2 separate regions of the Mus musculus genome follow, and region 2 is linked to region 1. The links are chromatin loops, found by intact Hi-C in ENCODE. Cell type or tissue: left cerebral cortex. All regions are shown on one strand. Each heading gives the region's core, and the rest is flanking DNA. Links, peaks and the distances in the headings are about the cores only.

Evidence for each region. Hi-C counts contacts between places; a loop is a spot of excess contacts. Peaks named below come from ENCODE experiments on the same cell type or tissue, not always from the same donor. Only the 100,000 strongest peaks of a DNase experiment are listed, where the experiment ranks them.
Region 2: a loop joins it to region 1, with 3.0 times the contacts of the local background. A loop is called at or near these places in 21 of 42 quality-filtered maps.

Annotation. Positions count from the first base shown.
Region 1 is chr1:106,068,978-106,073,387 of GRCm38, forward strand. It overlaps the pseudogene Gm26509. Among named protein-coding and RNA genes, the nearest start is that of Zcchc2, 81 kb to the left of the region's middle. In left cerebral cortex, for the core only: a CTCF peak has its summit at 2,457 (motif pointing right); DNase peaks (open chromatin) are centred at 2,465 and 3,268.
Region 2 is chr1:106,153,203-106,157,612 of GRCm38, forward strand. All of the region lies in intron 2 of Gm20753 (predicted gene, 20753), which reads right to left. Among named protein-coding and RNA genes, the nearest start is that of Gm20753, 16 kb to the right of the region's middle. In left cerebral cortex, for the core only: no CTCF peak of the experiment used is centred there; a DNase peak (open chromatin) is centred at 2,268; H3K27ac peaks cover 1,929 bases.

The DNA.
Region 1 (4,410 bases), core at 1,174-3,673:
GTTACCCTCTGTCTTAGGGTAACTATTGCTGAGAAGAAACACCATGATCAAAAGGGCTCGTTTGGCTTCTGGAGAGGAAAGGGTTTATTTGACTTCCCCTTTACTATCCCTAGTCTATTGCTAAAGGGAATCAGGGCAGAAACTCAAGTAGGGCAGGGTCCTGGAGACAGGAGCGGATGCAGAGGGTGCTGCTCACTGGCTTGTTCCCTGTGGTTTGCTCAGCCTGCTTTCTTCCAGAACCCAGGACCAGCATCTCAGGGGTGGTCCCAGCCACACTGGGCTGGGCCCTCAAATGTCAATCACTCATTAAGAAAACGCTCTAGAAGTCCAATCTCATGGAGGCATTTTCTCAGTTGGAGTTCCTTCCTCTCAGATGACTAGTCTAGCCTGTATGAAGTTGACATAAAGTTCGCCATTTTAAAGAGCAAACAGTGCTGAATGTCACCTATCTTGGGTGTATTGAGGTGTGACCTCATAAGCCTTCCCCCTGGGATGTCACATAACCAACGACACACACCTCCTTAAGGAGCTTGTCTTACTCTGTCCCCTGTGCCAAGGGTGGCGTGTCCATTTCTGACATCTGCTAAAATTGCAAACATGTGGCCCAGTTGTCTCCATAAAGTGCACCCATTCTTTGGAAGCTGTGTATCGCCAAAGTGTGGTCACTATTGTTATAGCACATTGGTCTCAAGCATAACAGATGCACGATTGTTAGGAGAAACGGCTACATCTTGTTCATCGTTCCACAGCACACAATCTTCCTGCTGCCTACACCATCCTGTAATTACAAAATCATTTCTGCTTGCTTGTTGCTACCAAAAGTTGCCTGGCTGTAAAGCACACACCCTAGATAGCACTCATCACTTTTGGCTCTTCCAAGCTGTGTGTGTGGAAATGGATTCCAAAAATAAATTTTAAAAAATGTGTTTCATGTGACAATATAGAAACTAGATGTAATAATATGCCCATCAAACGATGCCTGTCAAATTAACCCTTCTGAGCACTTCCTCTTCCTGCCAGCAGTGAAGGGTGGAGCTTAAAGGTCACCAATCCCCTCTCTTTCACTCATACACAAACTGAAGTTGGTATGGCTATAGCAGATGTCAGTTACAAGTGTCAGTCATAGAAAGAGCATCCAGTGTGGCTTGAAGCTCATCAGACAGTCAATGTGAAGATAAGAATAAAACACATTTTAAGAATTGGGAACCAACCTGGCATATGCACATAGCAAACCCTACAGGTGTCAGGGAAAGAGCTGCAGCAGATACTAAAATAAAGCAGAGTCTAAATTCTTCACATTCCACCGACTTTATCAAAGACCCCAGAGCTACTCATTTTCTCCCTCGTCTCTGCACTTCCTCCTGCCGCTGCGGAAGCCAGGTTGCTGAATGAAATGCACAACTGTCCTTGAGCTACGAGCCACCTCCAGCCCCAGCCACAGCTCAAAATCAAATCAAGTTTTTGCCACCAAAGCAAACCCTCTTGATGGGTGGCTGTGCCTAGTGAAGGCCGTATATTCTTTACAGAACAGTGGGTTTCTTTCATTTGGTAAGAACCAGTTTTCACTAACCCATTAGGAATCATTTTAAATTATATTCAGTTACTTATCTGTGTGTTGGTGGTCACTTGTAGTGATCAGAAGACAACTTGTGGGAGTAAGGTCCTGCGGATGGAACCGAGGTCCGCAACTTGGGATCAAAGGACTTAACCCCCTGAGCCATCTCACTGTCCCCATGGGGTCCTCTCACCACCACTAAATAATTTGAAAATAAAATTCGGCATCCATGAGGAAGTATCCTTTGCAAAGTAAGCATCCCTTATCAGCCTTACCTGTGGAACCCTGGAACTGTTAGTGTGAATCCTGGAAGTGCCATCCTCTGCGTCCCCTGTCTCTGTCACACTGGCTCCCAAGCCAGAGTTGTGTAAGCCTGGGAGAGCTGAATTCTGAAGCTTGCTGCCGCTGCTGCTGCCTGGCATTGATTATTTGTCTCTGTGCAAAGAACACAAAGCTGCAGATCCACAGGACAGCAGCTCCAAGCCTGGCATAGCAGAGTGGCGCAGCCTGGGGGTTTGCTCAGAGTTAACACCAAGCCATTGTTCCCAGCTAAAAATCCACTGGGGTTCAAACTGCAGGGCTGACCCTACAGCTAGTCATCAGCGTGGGATAAAAGCAAGGTATTAGGACCAGAACCAGGCAGGTATCAGATGTTTGACCTGAGCAAAGAGAAAGTTGGCTCTGGGACCCCAGGAGAGGCTCCAAGCTGAAAGAATGGGCCCGCCTTACTTATAGTAGAAAACATTCTGAGTGAAAGAAGCCAGTCACAAAAGAGCTATATGACCCCACAGACATGATGTACCTAAAATAGTAAACGTCATATGAGCACAGGAGAAGCAACTGGTACAGTTTCTGAAGACTCCTACAATAGGGGCATGACAATGGATGCACTAATCACCGTGAACTGAAGGGGGCGCAATTGTTTCATGCACAGTTTCAGTATGGGAGGCTTGTGAGGATGATAGTTACAGCGATCTGCTAAAAATTTTAAACTGGTAAGTTTTCTTTTAAAAAACACTTTAAAACACAATTCATCAAGTAAGTTCTTTTGAAAGCAGAATCGGGGTGAGGGTGGGGGAAATAGTTTGGTGGTTGAGTGGGTATTGCTCTTACAGTAGGTACCCAATTTGGTTCCTAGCACCTACATCAGGCAAATCACAGCTACCTGTAAGCTTGGGGGGGAGGGGGGAGGCACAGACAGACAGACAGGGAAAAAAGGTTTCTCTAGACTCTTCTCCACCTGGTATGTTAAGGCCTCGACCCAGTGTTTAGATAATACAGAGAATAAACAAATATGTTCTCCAGGGAAAGAACAAAACACAGCAAGGCGAGGAGGAGACAGATGGAGGGGAACAGTTGGCACCTTTCTGAGCTTAGCCTCTGTCAAGGGTTCCCAAACTTTGGCACTCAGCAGAATCCTTTGGAAGGGGAGCCTGTTAAAACAGGAGTAGCATTTTAAACAGTGTCTCATGTGATGCTGCTGTTGTTAGTCAGCAGGTCGCTGTCTTTGGGAACTACTGGCCCACCTTTAAAGAGTTAAGAGCATAGTCAGGGGGTTCATAGACTTTATTAAACACTGCAGTGTGGTACTGCAGATTTCTACGGTAGTAGAAATGCAAACGCCTCTGAGAGCTTCCCCAGCTGACGGTCGGTGAGCAGGTTCTCCCGCCCGCTGCTGGGAAGCGCCGCCCTGAGCATACATTAATTAGCTGAGCATTCTGTGAGTGCTCGGTGGGAGGGTGGGGTATGTGGAGTCACTGCAGCTGCCGCATCACTGCCACCTGGGTACCAATTAAAAGCCCAGGTTCCCAGGCCTCTCCCAGAGCTTCTGAGTTAGGTCTTTCCAGGGTGAGACCTCACTATCTGTGGTGTAAGCATACTGACTGTGAGCTAGAGCTTTTAAACAATTATTTTAGCAAATTTTCCTTTAATTTTCAATGGCTAAACCAGAGCTCCTGACTACCAGGTATGTATTGTCACAATATAGGTGACCAATTGCTGGTGAAAGATTTTTTTTTAAACTTATTCTTTAATTTTTTTTTTTTTTTTGTCTTACAGTCCAGACTTTATCCCCCTCCTGATCCAAGAGAACGAATTTTTATTCTCCCTTTGTTTTCCTGCAAATACGGTTTGTGTATCACCTGAGTGAGAAATTTAATGCAGGATGACTACTGAGTGAGCGAGACCCTATCTCAAAAACCAACGGAGAGATGGTTCAGTCTGCTCCTCCAGAGGTCCTGACTTCAATTCCCAGCAACCATGTGGTAGCTCACAACCATCTGTAATAGGATCTGATGCCTTCTTCTGGCATGCAGGTGTGCATGCTGATAGAGCACTCATACATTAAAGAAATAAGTAAATAAATAAATAAAATCTAAAAAAAGAAAAAAAAAAACCCAACTGGACATGGTGACACACGTCGGCTTAGGAAACACTCTGAAGGATCATTGCCATTTGGGGACTAGCTTGGTGTACATAGAGAATTCTCATATAACCAGGGCTACATAGCAAAGCCATGTGTCAAAAAACAAACAAAAACAAAACAAAACAAAAAAACAAAAGCAAAAAACCAAACTAACCAATCAACAAACAAACAAAGAAAGTACAAGGAATTTTTCTGAGTGGGTGGGAGATGGGGGGGATAATACCAGCAGCAGAGTTTTTCAGGTAAACGTTAAGTAGCAGAGAGGGAAGCACAGAGGACAGGACATCTGAGAAGCAGGCTGGCCCCCAAAGTCCCATAGACTCCATGAACACAGAGACCGCAGAGACACAGAGTCCCGTTCCCCTATCTGCCACACACCACTGCAGGGAGCCTGCTGGAGCTGGAGCTGAGAACATCTCCTTTTAACTCA
Region 2 (4,410 bases), core at 1,217-3,716, 84 kb after region 1:
AGGTCATGGTGTCCCTTCACAGCAGTAAAACTCTAAGACAGCTAGCATATTGTAGGTGTTTCTTTTGTACTCTGCCACTTCCTTCCTTCAGGAGACCTATGCAGGGATGTTGTTAACTCTTTCTATGTCAGAGAAATCATATCTCATCCTGTGATATTCGTCCCTGGGTTTAAGTTTCCTCTTTAAAGGCTACTTTTCAAGCACTTCAGAGAACACTGAATTCTGTTCTTGCAAATCTGTTGCCACTAATCTGGGTGTGGTGATACATAACTGTGATCTCAACACAGAGGAGATGATGGAGGCAGGAGAATCAGATCCAAGACCAGCTTAGGCTACACAGTAATGTGCTACAGTAAATGTGTGGCTGGCTTAGCTTCATGACACCCTGTCTCCAGACAAGACAAGATGAAAGAAAGGAGGAAAATGGGGGCTGGCAAGATGGCTCAGCAGGTAAAGTGCCCACCACCTACTCTGACACCTTGAGCTGGATCCCTGGGACCCACATGGGGCATGGGGAGAACTGACTCCCAAAATGTGTCCTCTGACCTCCACAGTCACACTATGACATGTGCGCGTGTGACAAGCGCACGTGCACACAAACAAGTGTGTTGGCACTTTGCTCCTAAACCAAGGCAGAGATGCTAATGCTTAGAATAGTTCCCCACCCCCCCTGAGTCAGTTTCTCTGTATAGCTCTGGCTGTCCGGGAACTCATTTTGTAGACCAGGCTGGCCTCGAACTCAGATATCTTCCTGCCTCTGCCTCCCGAGTGCTGGGATTAAAGGCGTGCGCCACCACGCCCAGCTCATTTTTTTTTTAACTGCTAATTACAAATACTTTAAATGCAGCCATAGGCATGGTGGAAAGTATGTGTTGGCATGTAAATGACCTTTCACCTGACCACAGTTATAGGACAGGGCAGTCAGGGCCGAACAAGGGTCCAGAGCACATTGCATACTGGGTTCCTTTGGCTACTATGATGAAGGAGTACAAGTTTAGCATCTTGAGAGGCGAGTGTATAACCCTCCAGTTTGGAGTCCAAGTTCCAACAGTCAGGTTGGCAGGACTGCCTTCTTTTCTGGGCTCCTGGGGCAAGCCCCTTCCCTTCCTTTTCCAGCTCTAGAGAACTTCCCAGATGCCTTGCCCCAGCTTTCTCCCATTTCCAAAACATTGCTGTATCCTGTGAACTCCAGCGAGGGACCTTCGCAAGGACTCGAGCCAAAGGACCACCAGGACAAGGATAGCTGTCCAGGCTGGACACAAACCTTTACCCCGGGATATCTCTAAATGTGTTCAGTTGACATTGGAGAAGTGTCTGTCCTGTCTGCTAGCTCCAAAGCAAATCTGTTATTGATCTATCAGGCGACTTTAGATGTTTGTTTAATGTTTAAAATCATTTAAAACCGATCTCTCAGTATTGTATTCTTCGAAATGTATGGGTGTTATCAAGCATAAATAAATAGTCTATTCCAGTTGCTTCCTCATCCATCCTCAGTAGCATTTTGGATATCTACTTGCTCTGCTGATAGGTGCGATTGCCATCCACCGGCATACGGCAATGGTGTGGTGGTGGACTGACTCTGCAGTGCTCAGCCCCTCTGATGTGGGACCTTCCTCTGCCCCTTGACAACTATTCATTTTGTTCACTTTTGCGAAGAGAAGCTGCTAAACACATTGGCACACATATATTTGTCAATTAAATACTGTGGGGGGTGTTGGCAGACTATGTGGAATCTCTGAATTCCAAACGGATGCCCTTCTCTTAACTACACTTATCTATGGTATTGTAGATGCTTTAGATAGAACTGTTTGGAAGGTGGTAGTAAGTTGCAAGGGGCAGATGGGGAAATCAGCACTAAAATGCGATGGTAAGCTTTAAAAAACAAAAGTAAGAGCTAGACTGTTCTGTTCATGTTCCGTCTGTTTGGAGGGTGAGTGTGGCACAAGCCATGCTAGGAAGCACAGCAGAAGGGAGTGCGGGAAGAAGGCGACATTTGTTACCAATTATGCTGTTGGTTGGAAGCCAAGTCCTGAGTTCGAAATTAACAAAAACAGATAAGGAGTCCTCCAGGAAGCTCACTTTCATCTCACGATGAAATTTAATCTAACATTTGGTAGCTTGAGTGTAGCCTTTGACTCATCAGCAAGGAAAAGCAGCTTGGCCTTGTTTGTTTTCCCTGCTTGCGCCTTGTTTGGGGTGTCAATAGTGCAGAGCCTGTGACAGGCAGCTGATCTCTGGGGAAGCGCAGCCAAACGGAAGATCCCAGCCAAGCCAGGAACTTCAGCTCAAACACTCATCTCAGGCACACAATGCCGCCCCTTGTGCGGCTAAAGAACAGGGCCAGGGCTTTGTACCAGGATAGGAATGACAATATGCCCTAAGATTCACTTTCTTAATACAGGGTTTGTGTTTCTGTCCCATGAAAGACAACTGTGTGTCCACTGAAAACAGGGTCATATTCTTTGTGTGGTGTCCTGGAAAAATACACAATCATTCTAAAACTCCAAATATTTTTTTACTATAAGGCTCATTAAAGAATTTGAACTTAATTCTTATATTCTAACACCCTGGTTAGAAATGTCTGTAACGAGTATTCTAATAACCTTGATTGCAGCTTCAGTCCAATCACTGAACTACTAGCCTGGGGTTCTTGACTGCTCTTTTACTGGAGTGTCTCTCTGGACACTCCAGATGACACTTATGAAATGTTTGTTTCCAAGCCTCCTTTGGTGATTTCTCAATGCCACGTTTGCTGTAGAGCTACCAACCTTCCAGCTTTAGTAACTATAAAATCTTCACCACAAGCTACTGCGTCCTGCTTGAGCGCTGTTCCGTTCATGGAATTATCTCAATATATTGCTTCTGCCGTTCCCTCCTAAAAACTAAACAAACAAACAAACAAACAAACAACAACAAATATGGTCCTTCTGATTTTTAAAACTGTAGCTTTATAGCTGGTGACACATGCTTGTAATCCAGGTACTTAGGAGGCAGAGGCAGGGGGATTGATGCAAATTCAAGGCCAGCCTGGGTTACAGAAAGTTCCAGACCAGCCCCACTACACAGTGAGATCCTGACTGAGAAACTTTTAATTTTTCTGTAAGCGCTTCACATCTGCTTTGAACATGTCAGGTGGATGCAACCATCAGTGGACTCCTTAGACAAGGGCAGCAGTTTTCATTTCTAATAGCAGCTGTCTGTTCTCCTACATCCTCCTCCTTAATGTCTAAAGTTTTCACCCTTTTAGTTATTTGGCTGTTTCCTTCACAGCACAAGATCTCTATCCACATCGATGCTTCCTTCCCTTCACCTCTGTAGGTGCTCTCAGTCTCCCACCCAGGCCCTTAGGTGCTCTGTGACCACAGATTTTCTGAATTAGTGATGTAATACATTTGGTTACATCAATTTTCAACCAATATACCACTGGATCATATAATATATTTAGGACTAATTTTCCTTCTTGCAAAAATTTTTTTTTTGTTTTCCCTCCACTTAATAGGTGTTTCATGTTTTCATTTGGTGGTCTATTTTCCACACCATGGAGGAAGCCCCAAACCCTCCACTGGAGCGCTAGTGTTTTCAGAATTCCTGGATCCCAGGGGTTCCCCCTGGGTATCTCCTAAGATCTCACAAGAGGTCTTTGGAGTCCTCTGTCCTTCTTCCACTTGAGGATCTCTCTTCATTGTTGATTTGGGGACTTTCTTGCCCATTATTGAGCTGGGATCTGTTTCCTGCATCCCTTACCTTCTATTTCTTGGCGTATCCTTCATCTCTCTGAAAAATCTTCTCCAGCAGCACTCTAGATATACAATTCCTTACAGTAAGGCATGGGGCGTTTGTGTATTCAAAAAACTATTTCAATCTACATGAATTCCTTGTCTTAGTTAGGATTTCCATCGCTGTGGAGAGACACCATGACCAAGGCAAGACTTATAAGGACATTTAATTGTGGCTGGCTTATGGGCTTAGAGGTTTAGTCCATTATTACATTGGCTGGAAGCTTGGCAGAGTGCAGGCAGGCATGGAGCTGGAGACGGAACTGAGTATTCTACATTTTGATCCCACTGCATCCAGAAGACTGTTTTCCATGCAGGTAGGATGAGGGTCTCAATGCCCACTCTGACAGTGACACATTCCCTTCAACAAGGTCACACCTCCTAATAGTGCCACTCCCTCAGCCAAGCATATTCAAAGACATGATCTATGGGGGCCAAAGCTATTCAAACCACTACACTCCTTTGGACCTGTTTTCATTTATTCATTTCTTCCCTAATGACTGGTCAGTGTTTAGGCAAGTGTCTAATTTTCCTGCATTGACAGGCCTTTCCTTTCCTTCAGGGGTGTGAGGCATGCACTATCATCCCTTGGACTTGAAAACTCTGAAGAAATTCTGACCACAAATAGAATTAA